Regions from separate parts of the Homo sapiens genome. Here region 2 is linked to region 1. Evidence: chromatin contacts called from ENCODE Hi-C or POLR2A ChIA-PET data. All regions are on one chromosome and are shown on one strand. The core of a region is the stretch at or near the end of the contact, and the rest is flanking DNA. Distances in the headings are between cores, read along the strand shown. Region 1 holds the start of BTBD18 (BTB domain containing 18). Region 2 has its middle 17 kb from the start of OR9Q1.

Region 1 (5,627 bases), core at 1,449-3,948:
AAGGATGTTTCTTTTTTATCCTCCTAAGTCTGCCTATGACTTACCCAATTATATTTTTAATATATTGCACAGTTACTTGAATGCACTGGATTTTTGAATGTCTTCCCCTTATAAGATTTCCTTAAGAAGAGGAACTTTTGTATGACCACGGTAGCAGTGTTTAGCATACAACAGGCAACTGATACTTTTTTCTTTATTTGGAATTAAATAGTCAATCTCAACTCTGCACTTACTAAGAGAAGCAGCAGGCAAATCACTTAACTGTAGTCCTCAACTCATTCATATGTAGAATTGGAACCATATAGCTAAGGCTTCTCTTACAAGACTGTTAGAATCAGATGAGACATGGCCGGGTGTGTGGCTCACACCTGTAATCCCAGCACTTTGAGAGGCCAAGGCAGGTGGATCACCTGAGGTCAGGAGTTCAAGACCAGCCTGGCCAACATGGTGAAACCCGGTCTCTACTAAAAAATACAAAAATTAGCCAGGTGTGGTGGCATATCCCTGTAATCCCAGCTACTCAGGAGACTGAGGGAGGAGAATCGCTTGAACCCAGAAGGCGGAGACAGCAGTGAGCTGAGACCGCGCAATTGCACTTCAGCCTGGGCGACAGCGCAAGAATCTCAAAAAAAAAAAAAAAAAAAAAAAAAAAATCAAATGAGACACTATACTGTATGTAATCCACAAACTGTAGAGTGGTATACAATATTGGTTATCATAATTATTTTTTATAAATGAAGACATTGAGCCCCAGAGAGATGAAGTTACCTGCCCATTTCTTGGGCCTTTATATATCAGGATCTACTTAGTAACTCTGACTCCTAATCTTGGGCCTTGTACATTATATATCAGGGTCTACTTTATGCTGAATTAACATTTCCAGTGTGAAGTGAAGGGGTGGAAATAACCTATACATTTTTAGTTCTAGCAACAAACAACAAAAGTCATCAATTTGAAGATTAAATAAATTAAGCAGGCCGGGCAACGTGGCTCACGCCTGTAATCCCAGCACTTTGGGAGGCTGAGGCAGGTGAATCATGAGGTCAGGAGTTCGAGACCAGTCTGGCCAACATAGTGAAACCCCATCTCTACTAAAAATACAAAAAATTTTCCGGGTGTGGTGGCACGCACCTGTAGTCCCAGCTACTCGGGAGGCTGAGGCGGCAGAATCGCTTGAACGCGGGAGGTGGAGGTTGCAGTGAGCTGAGACCGTGCCATTGCACTCCAGCCTGGGAGACAGAGAGAGACTCTGTCTCAAAAACAAAACAACAACAAAAAAGAAAATGGGAAAAGGGTCGGACGTGGTGGCTCACGCCTATAATCCCAGCACTTTGGCAAGCCCAGGCGGGTGGATCACTTGAGGCCAGGAGTTTGAGACCAGCCTGGCCATCATGGCAAAACCTCATCTCTACTAAAAATACAAAAGTTAGCTGGGCGTAGTGGCGCATGCCTGTAATCTCAGCTACTTGAGAAAGCTAAGGCATGAGAATCACTTGAACCCAGGAGGTGGAGGTTGCAGGTAGCTGTGATTGTGCCACCACACTCCTGCCTGGGCAAGAGAGTGAGACTCTCAAAAAGAAAACATAATAGTATCATCTAACACATATTGTGGTTAGTATATTAAAAGCACTATTCTAAGTGCTTACCCACATTAACTCTTAATCTTCACAACCATCCCATTGGAATATTATCCATGTTATATAGAATGTATCTGCTTATAAAACTTTACAATTAGATTCATTATTTAAGAGAAAGAAGCAAAGTCACAATTTCACTCTTGAAAACAGTAGTAATTGTCCTAGAAACAAACAGCCCTTTACCAAATAGTTTACAGTGGTCATAGGCAGTAATATTTTGCTGATTTTGTCCTTTACCCTCTGGCTCTGAACTCATTTTATCTTATTCTATGGTGAGTTTTCAGTTGAATTCCGACCACTCTCTTACCTTCTGCCTGCAGAAGGACATCACAGAACACATCACTCTGCTGCTGGTGATGAAGCTGCAGAAAAGCTAACCTGAGGAACCGGGGGTTCCTGTATAGGATTTTGGGACTGGCAGGAGAGCACATGTTGGCAAGAGTCTTAACAAACCTTCTAGGTTTTCACAGATCAGACTCCTGTAGGTGAGATAATACATTTCAGAGGCATGGTTACATCTAATTTGTTTTTTGTCTTTGAAATGGCAGGGGAATTTTGAAAGTGAGAGATAATAGTATGAGTTGAGGAAACATCAGCCCAGAAATTGTGCCAAGGATATCTCAAGAAAGAAAATTATCATAGTGGTTACATGTGGGAGCTCAGAGATAAGCCTAGGTTTGGGTCTTGGCTCTATTTATTAGCCTGGCTGTATAATCTCACACAGGTGACCTAACTTCTCTGAGTCTCACTTTCCTATCCATGAAATAGAATAATAGTACTTACCTTGTAGGGTTGTTTTAAAGATTAAATGAGTCAGTGAAGGTAAAGTTGCTTAGCACAGTGAGTGCCTGGCACAAAATAACTACCAAGCCCCAAATGGTAACTATTATTATCCTTCAACCTTCCTCATTTCCATTACCACTGAGACTCAACTGCTACAATGCTGACTACTTATATTCTTCCTGAGCACCACATCCCAGCTCCACAGGTATAATCTTCAAGTTAACACTTTTAAGGAAACATTACTGGGTATAAAATTATCTCTAGTAAGTCGTATGCGCCTTTTCTCTGAGCTCACTGTATCACACTAACCAGCAGAGGGTGCACAATAAAGAAGAGAAGCCTCTGACTCTGCGGGAAGGTCTCTCACAGAACCAAGGACGTTGCCACCCTTGGCTGGGTGTACTTGACCAAAGCGAGCCTGACTGACCCTGGTAGTAGGCAAAGAATTTGGCCTTTACGTTTGTATAGTTAATTACCAGGCTAACAATGCAGCAAGGATAGTAAAGCATTTTACCCCTCCCAAAACAAACTGAGTATTCTGACTTCAGGCTTATGTCCAGCTTTTTAGCTCCGAAACCCCCCCACTCACTGCACAGCTGTGTTCCTTTCCTGGAATGCAGTTTTCTATCAGGTAGCACTGAGGGTCCGAACAGTTCACGTCAAAACTATCAGGAAAGAAGAATGAAAAGGTAAATTAAGAGAAGGCGGGCTTGGCTGGGCGGGGTGGCTCACGCCTGTAATCCCAGCACTTTGGGAGGCCGAGGCGGGTGGATCACCTGAGGTTAGGAGTTTGAGACCAGCCTGGCCAACATGGTGACTCCCCGTCTCTACAAAAATACGAAAATTAGCCGGGCATGGTGGCAGGCGCCTGTAATCTCAGCTACTCAGGAGGCTGAGGTGGGAGAATCGCTTGAACCTGGGAGGCAGAGGTTGTAGATAGAGCCACTGCACTCCAGCCTGGGCGACAGAGCGAGACTCCGTCTCAAAAAAAAAAAAAAAATTCCCATCCCAGTGAGAGAGATGTGGATGGAGGATGGCAGCTGTTGCAAGGGCCCTGGGGAAGCTTCTCAATCCACGATCGCCTGGCCTTGCCTCCAGACCCAACTTGAAATAGCTTTTCGGTAGACTTTGCTCCTGTTGCCTTCTCTGTGCTTGTCCTCTGTCCAGCCTGCCTTGCTTCCTCTCAATGTTCAGCGTTGAGTCAGGAGGCTGAGCAAAGATGCGCAGGTGGGCCAACGGCTGAGTGCTTCACCTCCCCATCCAGAAGCAAGGGAATCGGTGTTGGCGGAGAAAGCAGGGCTTCAGGGAGAGCCCTGCAAAGCGGGGTGGCCCGCACGCTTGGGCGCCCTGGCCCAACTCCTTTGAAGAAAGACTCCTAGGCGCGAGGGTTTCTGGGAATGGACCGTGGGGATCCGGGAGGCCCAAAGTCAGGACTTCCCGTCACGGCCACCTCCGCCAGCATAGACTTTGCAGGCAGCCCCTGGCGCCCTTGTATCCCTGCGGGCTTCAGCACCCACATGCACTGGGTGGTAGTGATAGCGAGGGTTGTAAGGCCACGCGGCCAGCGCCACACACCTCGTGCCACCGTCCTAGCGCGCTGCGCGTCGCAGAGCCCTACGCCCCTCCTCCTCCCGAGTCCTCGGGCCTACGTCGTCCGGCATACGTCATCCCCATTGGCCGAAGGCTCCCGGGAGAACCAATCAGAACAGGAGGAGCGCTTTGGGCGGGAGGCTAAGTCTCGAGGGACTTGAGGGCTGAGGGAAGATGGCTGGGCTGCAAGAGGCAGGGGGATGGGCCCGTCAGGGAGGAATTCTTGTGAAAGCCGTCGTCTGCCTCAGCACTTGATGAAAACACACCGAAAAAGAGGGTAGGGATGCTGTAGTAGAGCAGGCGCCAAGGCGGTTAAGGGTCATGTCCGTCTTCCCTTTGAAGAGGCAGTAGATGCCCTTGGCTCTGCCTGGAGCGCTCCATGTTTCGTGATGGAAGTCTCTGGATGGCTCTGGTAACACCGGGTCCCCCATATGGCTAATTTAGAAATCTCCTAAGACCAGAGATGTTATGGAATAAGGTCCTTGGGCAGTTTCTGAATTCAGTTTCTTCACTGATTCCACTCCAACCCCAAATCTTGGAGAACTAATGACCCAGGGGTTTTGCAGAAAATCCCCCCCCCCGCCCCCGCGAACGGTCTCCATTATCGTTACAGAGATGATTTTTTAAAAAAATGTTAATTAGGCCTGGCGCGGTGGTTCACGCTTGTAATCCCAGGACTTTGGGAGGCTGAGGGGGGCGGATCACGAGGTCAGGAGTTAGAGACCAGCCTGGCCAACATGGTGAAACCCCGTCTCTACAAAAATACAAAAAATTAGCCGGGCCTGGTGGCGCGTGCTGTAATCCCAGCAACTCGGGAGGCTGAGGCAGGAGAATCGTTTGAACCCGGGAGGCAGAGGTTTCACTGAGCCGAGATGACGCCACTGCACTCCAGCCTGGGTGACAGAGCAAGACTCAGTCTCAGAAAAAAAAAAAAAAGGTAATTAATGTTGCCCAGGATGTGACGCGATCCCGGCTCACTGCAGCCTCGACCTCTGGAGCTCCAGCAATCCTTCCACCTCAGCCTCCCGAGTAGCTGGGGCTATAGGCAAGTGCCACCATGCCTGGCTGATTTAATTGTTTTTCTTTTATTTATTTATTTATTTATTTTTTGGAAACAGAGTTCCGCTCTTCTTGTCCACGCTGGAGTGCAAGGCGTGATCTTGGCTCACTGCAACCTCCACCTCAGGGTTCAAGCAATTCTCCTGCCTCAGCCTCCTGAGTAGCTGGGATTACAGGCATATGCCACCATGCCCAGCTAAGTTTTGTATTTTTAGTAGAGCCAGGGTTACACCATGTTGGCCAGGCTGGTCTCGAACTCCTGACCTCAGGTGATCCACCCACCCTGGCCTCCCAAAGTGCTGGCATTACAGGCGTGAGCTACCGCACTTGGACTGATTTTCTTTTTCTTCTTCTCTTTCTTTTTCCCCTTCCCTCCCTCCCTCCCTTGTTTCCTTCCTCCTTTCTTTCTCTTGTTCTCTTCTCTTTCTTTTCTTTTCCCTTCCCTCCTTCCCTCCCTCCCTTCCTCCCTTCCTTCTTTCTGTCTTTCTTTTGTTTGCTTTGTTTCCTTTCTTTTTCCTCCCTCCCTTCCCCTCCCCTCCCCCTCCCTCCCTCCCTCGC
Region 2 (5,627 bases), core at 1,694-4,193, 260 kb after region 1:
TCCTGGGCTCAACTGACCCACCTGCCTAGGCGTTCCAAAATGCTGGGATTATAGGTGTGAGCCACCATTCCCAGCTGAGATACTTTTTAGTCCAGATGTCACCATTTTCCTGTTTTGAAGATATGTCCCTGAATGCTCCCCATGGTCAATGTTGGTCATTCATTTATTTGGTTTGGTTCTTCCCTTTTTGCACTCTAATGGTACCAAATCCTGGAAGTGGAGAGGATATTCTTTTTGCTGATTTGCTACCTCTCTGTACCCACAGTATACATTTATTCACACAGGTGCTGGTATTGGAATCTGCTATGGAAACTCCTTTCTGAGAACCTTTAATGTATTCATTCATTCAACAATTATTGAATGCTCACTATGTGCTAGACACAAAGGTATGAACAACAAAGATGACTCTCAGACCTCACAGAAGGTTCCAGTACATTCCAGAGGGTCTGGGAGCTATGTTGTCTTTCTTGTAGCTTCTCTGGATTTACACAGCCTGTGGATTTATGTTGATAATTCTTTGCTTATTGTGTACAGGGTGAAGGTTGCTGGTAGGGAGGGAAACATCATTTCACTGGTGATAATCATCTTTCTGTTTTTAATCCTTCCCCCTGTCGGCTGGAGAGTCATTTCCTGTTCCCCTTTGTTTCTCCCTTCCTGTTGATCCGCTAAAGACCTCTCTACCCACTGACTCCTCTGGCCCCTTTGTAGTGCATTCTAGTACCAAGTGTATGCTAGCAGACTTAATACGTGCTGAACAGTGTACTAAGCGCCTTACACGCACCATTCGTTTAACCCTTACTACAACACTGTGAAGCTCTGCAGTTGTGTCTCAGAAGTGGATTTTTTCTAAGGTGAATTAACATCAAATATTTATTTCAATTTTATTCAATTTCACTCTATTAGTATTTGAATTCTGAATGTTCAGAATTAGATTTGGTTAATATTTAGCCTTGACTGCCTCTTAGATGCCTGGTGCTTCAGTAATATGCAATAGACAGAGACAACATTAAGCCTAAGGTGCATTCATACCACTGCTGACCTGGCCTGGCCACTTTGGGCATCAACATTATGAGCATGGTTGAGGTCTACACACTTCAATGATCTAACTTCAGGAATACCTACTGAGGAGAGCGGGACATCCGGCTTCTGAGTAGGAAGCTCCGTAATGCCAGCAATGAAAGAGAAAATTAAATATGGGTGATGTTGAGAAAGGCAAGATTTTTGTTCAGAAGTGTGCCCACTGCCACACCATGGAAAAGGGAGGCAAACACAAGACTGGGACTAATCTCCATGGTCTCTTCATGTGAAAGACAGATCAGGCTGTTGGATTCTGTTAACACAGACGCCAATAAGAACAAAGGCATCACCTGGAGAGAGGATGCACTGATGAAATATTTGGAGAATCCCAAGAAGTAGATATCTGGAACAAAAATGATCTTTGCTGGCATTAAGAAGGCAGAAAGAAGGCAGAAAGGGCAGATTTGATAGCTTATATAAAAAAAAAGCTACTATGAGTAATAATACATCACTGCCTCATTTATTACAAAACAGAAATGTCTCATGACTTTTTTATGTGTACCATAATTTAATAGATTACATACACCAGAATTCAGATCATGAATGACTGAAAAAACATTTTCATTGGGCAGTCCTGATTTAAAACTAAGATTGTCTTGTGGTTAAATTAATATGTTTGGGTTTTTTGAATTTTGTTTGTTTTGTTTTTTTTTTTGAGATGGAATTTTGCTCTTGCTGCCCAGGCTGGAGTGCGATGGCATGATCTTGGCTCACTGCAACCTCTACCTCCCGGGTTTAAGTGATTCTCTTGCCTCAGTCTCCTGAGTAGCTGGGATTACAGGTGTCTGCCACCACGCCCGGCTAATTTTTGTATTTTTAGTAGAGACAGGGTTTCACCATGTTGGCCAGGCTGGTATGAAACCTGGTATCAAACCTGTTGGCCAGGCTGGTATTAACCTCAAGTGATCTGCCTGCCTTGGCCTCCCAAAGTGCTGAGATTACAGATGTGAGCCACTGCACCTGGCCTCATTTGTCTCTTAAAGGCAAGGGCTGAAGATAATATAGCAATGTCTTTTTTATATTTTTGGCCTTAACTATGCCAATCTAATTAGAATTCACTGTATTTAAAATGGTTCCTTTTACTTATTGAAACACATTTTAGTGTGGTTTATGTGTAATATCAAATGAAGATTATTTAACTCTTCTCACATTTTATAGATGATCTATAAAGTCAGATGTCTTTAAAATAGTAGCAAGTTAAACTTCACTCTTGAATTCTTACTATCTAAGTCAGACTACATTATAATTTAAGATTGTCTTTAAACAGCCATCCAGGAACATAAAACTGTAGAACTACTGTGTATTTGTGATTGGGAATAGTGCTTTTGCCAACTTATAAGGATTAGAGTAGAGGAGATATACACAAATTTAAAAATTATGTGTGATCATAAGACTTAAGATAATTAAAAACAAAATCACAGATCAAAAAAACAAAAAACAAAAAAACCTACTGAGAGCCAGATCAAGATGGAGTAGTAAGTTCAAGAACTGCCTCCACTCTAGAAACATAGGCCTACTGAATAAAGTAAAAAGAGAAAACAGAAGGTGGCATAGTCAGGCCCAACTACAAGACAAGCGCTTTTGAAGATCCAGGCTGGCACAGAAACACAAACTGTGATCAGGGCTGCAAGGCTTGGTGGACTTGCTGGGTTTTGGATGCAGTGGCAGTCAGTGGTGGCAAAGGAGTCAAAAGTGTTCCCTGAGAGATGGGAAAGCAGAGGCAGGTTCTCAGCCACGGAGGCCCAGGGCTAAGGTGAGTTTCATGTCTCATCTCCTATCCTTATAGAAGGAGGCTGGAAATGAACATGTGCCAAGTGCTGAAGGAGCAGTGGCTTCCATCCAGCTCTAGACTGGGAGAGAAGGATGAGACAAAGCCTTGTGACCAAGAACTGAGTTGAGCTTCCCCTGTGACTCATCCTGGGATTGCCATGGCCCAGTGGTTCTGCAGGACTGTTCCTCTCACTGCCCTTACCAGAACTGAACCTGGATTGGAGACCCCCAAAGCTTTCAACAGGATAATTGAATATGGAGGTGGAGTAGGGGGAGTGAGAGGGAATGAAAAACAAAACGAAAAGAGCAAAATACTTCAAATTCCAAATGGGACTATAAACTAAATACAAAACTGAAGGAAAAAAGCTAATGCTAAAAAAAAGTCAACAAACTCTCTGGGCTCGGTGGCTCACGCCTGTAATCCCAGCACTTTAGGAGGCCGAGGCGGGCGAATCACTTGAGGCCAGGAGTTCAAAACAGCCTGGCCAACATGGCGAAACCCCGCCTCTACTAAATAAAAAAATTAGCCAGGCATGGTGGCGGGCGCCTGTAATCCCGGCTACTCGGGAGCCTGAGGCAGGAGAATCACTTGAACCGATGAGGTGGAGGTTGCAGCGAGCCGAGATCTCACCATTGCACTCCAGCCCTGGGTGATAAGAGCGAGACTCCGTCTCAAAAAAAAAAAAAAAAAAAAAAAAAAAAAAGTCAACAAACGAACAATCAACATGGATTCACTTCAGATAAAATTAATTTTACAGAATGATCAGATAAAACTTTAAAGTAAATGTATTGATTATTTCAAATAAATAAATGAAATCAAAACTTCCATTGAAAAATAAAAAATTTTGAAAAAAGAGGCTGAAAACAGAATGAGGAGATATGAAAAGGACCAATTAGAAAATCTGAACATTAAAAAATATAGTCATTGAAATAAAAAAATGTGGAGCCTTGAGTTAGAATGGCTGTTTGGCTACCTGTGCTTAATTTCACTATCATTCAAATGCATAGTAGAACTACAATAAAGGGATGAACAAACCAACAAGAATGGGGATAATAGGTGAAGAGACAATGGTAACAGTATTTTGGAATCTGGAAAGGAGATGGAAGAGTGGTAACTGATTAGTAGAACTGAGAAAGCCAGATCTTAAGTTATTACAGTCTCAGAAAGCTGAGAAAAATCCAGTTAATGCTGAGAGTCCTCTAAGTTTCATGAACTAGCACTTCTAGAAACCTCTAGACCTGGAGTAAAAGGCCCTGAGTAGCTGGGACTACAGGCAAGTGCCACCAGGCCTGGCTAATTGTTTTTTTTTTTTTTTTTTTTTTTGGTAGAGATGGTGTTTTGCCATGTTGCCCAGGGTGGTCTTGAACTCCTGAACTCAAGCGATCTGCCCACCTCAGTCTCCCAAAGTTCTAAGAGATTACATGCCTGAGCTATTGCGCCCGACCAAGATATTGTATTTATGAAGCAGACGGAATGTTAAAAATTCAGATAATCTTTTAAAAAAATAACATTTGGAAATTGAAAACATGATGGCAGAAATGAAAAAATTCAGTCAAAGTGCTGGAAGTCAAAGTTGAGGAATTTACCTAAAAATTAGAACAAAAATATATAGAGAGGAAAATAAGAGAGAGACACAAGAAAATTGGAGGATCAGTCCAGGAAATTTAACATATGAACAACACGAAGTTCTAGAGGAAAAGAACAGAAAAAGTACATGGCAAAAAATTAATAAAATAATTCAAGAAAATTTCCCAGATTAAAACACATGGATTTTGGATATTGAAAGGGGTTAGCAAATGCCCAGTAAAATGGATGATAATAGACCTACACCAAGGCATATCCTTGTGGAATTTCAGAACCTAGGGATAAAGAGAAGATGCTAACAGCTTTTAGAGGACAACACCACCACCACCACCAACACATATTCAGAGGACGAGGAATCAGAATGGCTTCTGTATTCCAACAAGAACACAGAAGACAGTGGAGCAATTCCTTTTACATTATAAATGGGAAGAATAGAATTCTACATTTAGACAGCCTATCAATAAAGTATAAATTTTCTAAAACTCAAAAAAACAATCAAAATCTCTACGGAAGAATATGCTCCACAAATATGAAATAGTAAACCAAGAAAGGGAAATAAATGGGATACAGGAAACATGAGATCTAATCCAGAAGAGAGGTGAAGGCAACCTCTAAAATGATGGTGATGAAGAATCTAAGGGTAGGTCTGAGGGGAATCGCTATGTACGAAGAATAAAAAGTAGTTCATATTAGGGCAAGTTTGAAACTTTTTGTCCAAGCAGAATGCAGTTTTTATCTGTGTTGTTCCAGAGTGAGCTGAAAGGCATTGTGAAAACTGAAGGAACCATTACTTTTACTGACAGTATCCACAATGATGAGGCTTTATGGCTGAGACAGAATAATAAGACAATAAAACATATGCCTTAATGTGAATGATTATACTAAAGTTTGATGTGTCTTTTTTTAATCATCAGCAAGGAGAAAGCCTTCATCAGAAGGAGAGAGCCATCTGATTTCCATAGGCTCCAATGCAGAAGAAAACATTAACTGATCTTAATCAAAGAAATATTCCTGTATATACAGATATGCCCATATATACATGCAATAACTCTAGAAGGATATACAGTATAATAATCTGATATTTACACTTTTGTTCCTTTTGAATTTTGTACTGTATGCATGTATTACTTATTCAAAAATTGAATACAATAAAAGTTTTTCTAAAAATTTAATTCAAATGCCCACAATTTTATTT

What was found. Hi-C counts contacts between places; a loop is a spot of excess contacts on that map. ChIA-PET counts read pairs that join two places held with the same protein, here RNA polymerase II (POLR2A). Pooled maps may share reads with other maps.
Region 2: a map of A673 shows a loop between it and region 1 (2.7-fold over the local background). The contact joins the enhancer-like site here to the promoter of BTBD18 in region 1. A Hi-C loop is called at or near these places in 2 of 168 maps with a recorded cell type or tissue (A673 and endothelial cell of umbilical vein) and 1 of 50 pooled maps. POLR2A ChIA-PET finds 5 or more read pairs at or near these places in 1 of 52 experiments (HepG2).

Annotation. Positions count from the first base shown.
Region 1 is chr11:57,749,121-57,754,747 of GRCh38, forward strand. BTBD18 (BTB domain containing 18) reads right to left here and starts at 2,699. Exons shown (of 3, transcript NM_001145101.3): 1 at 2,421-2,699; 2 at 1,945-2,116. The coding sequence starts at 2,068. The region is part of intron 2 of TMX2-CTNND1 (TMX2-CTNND1 readthrough (NMD candidate)); the gene reads left to right.
Region 2 is chr11:58,004,193-58,009,819 of GRCh38, forward strand. It overlaps the pseudogene CYCSP26. Among named protein-coding and RNA genes, the nearest start is that of OR9Q1, 17 kb to the right of the region's middle. Within about 2 kb of position 2,944, at least 2 of the 41 ENCODE cell types and tissues checked have a DNase peak (open chromatin) inside an H3K27ac peak, as active enhancers do; they include endothelial cell of umbilical vein, where a contact is called at or near this core.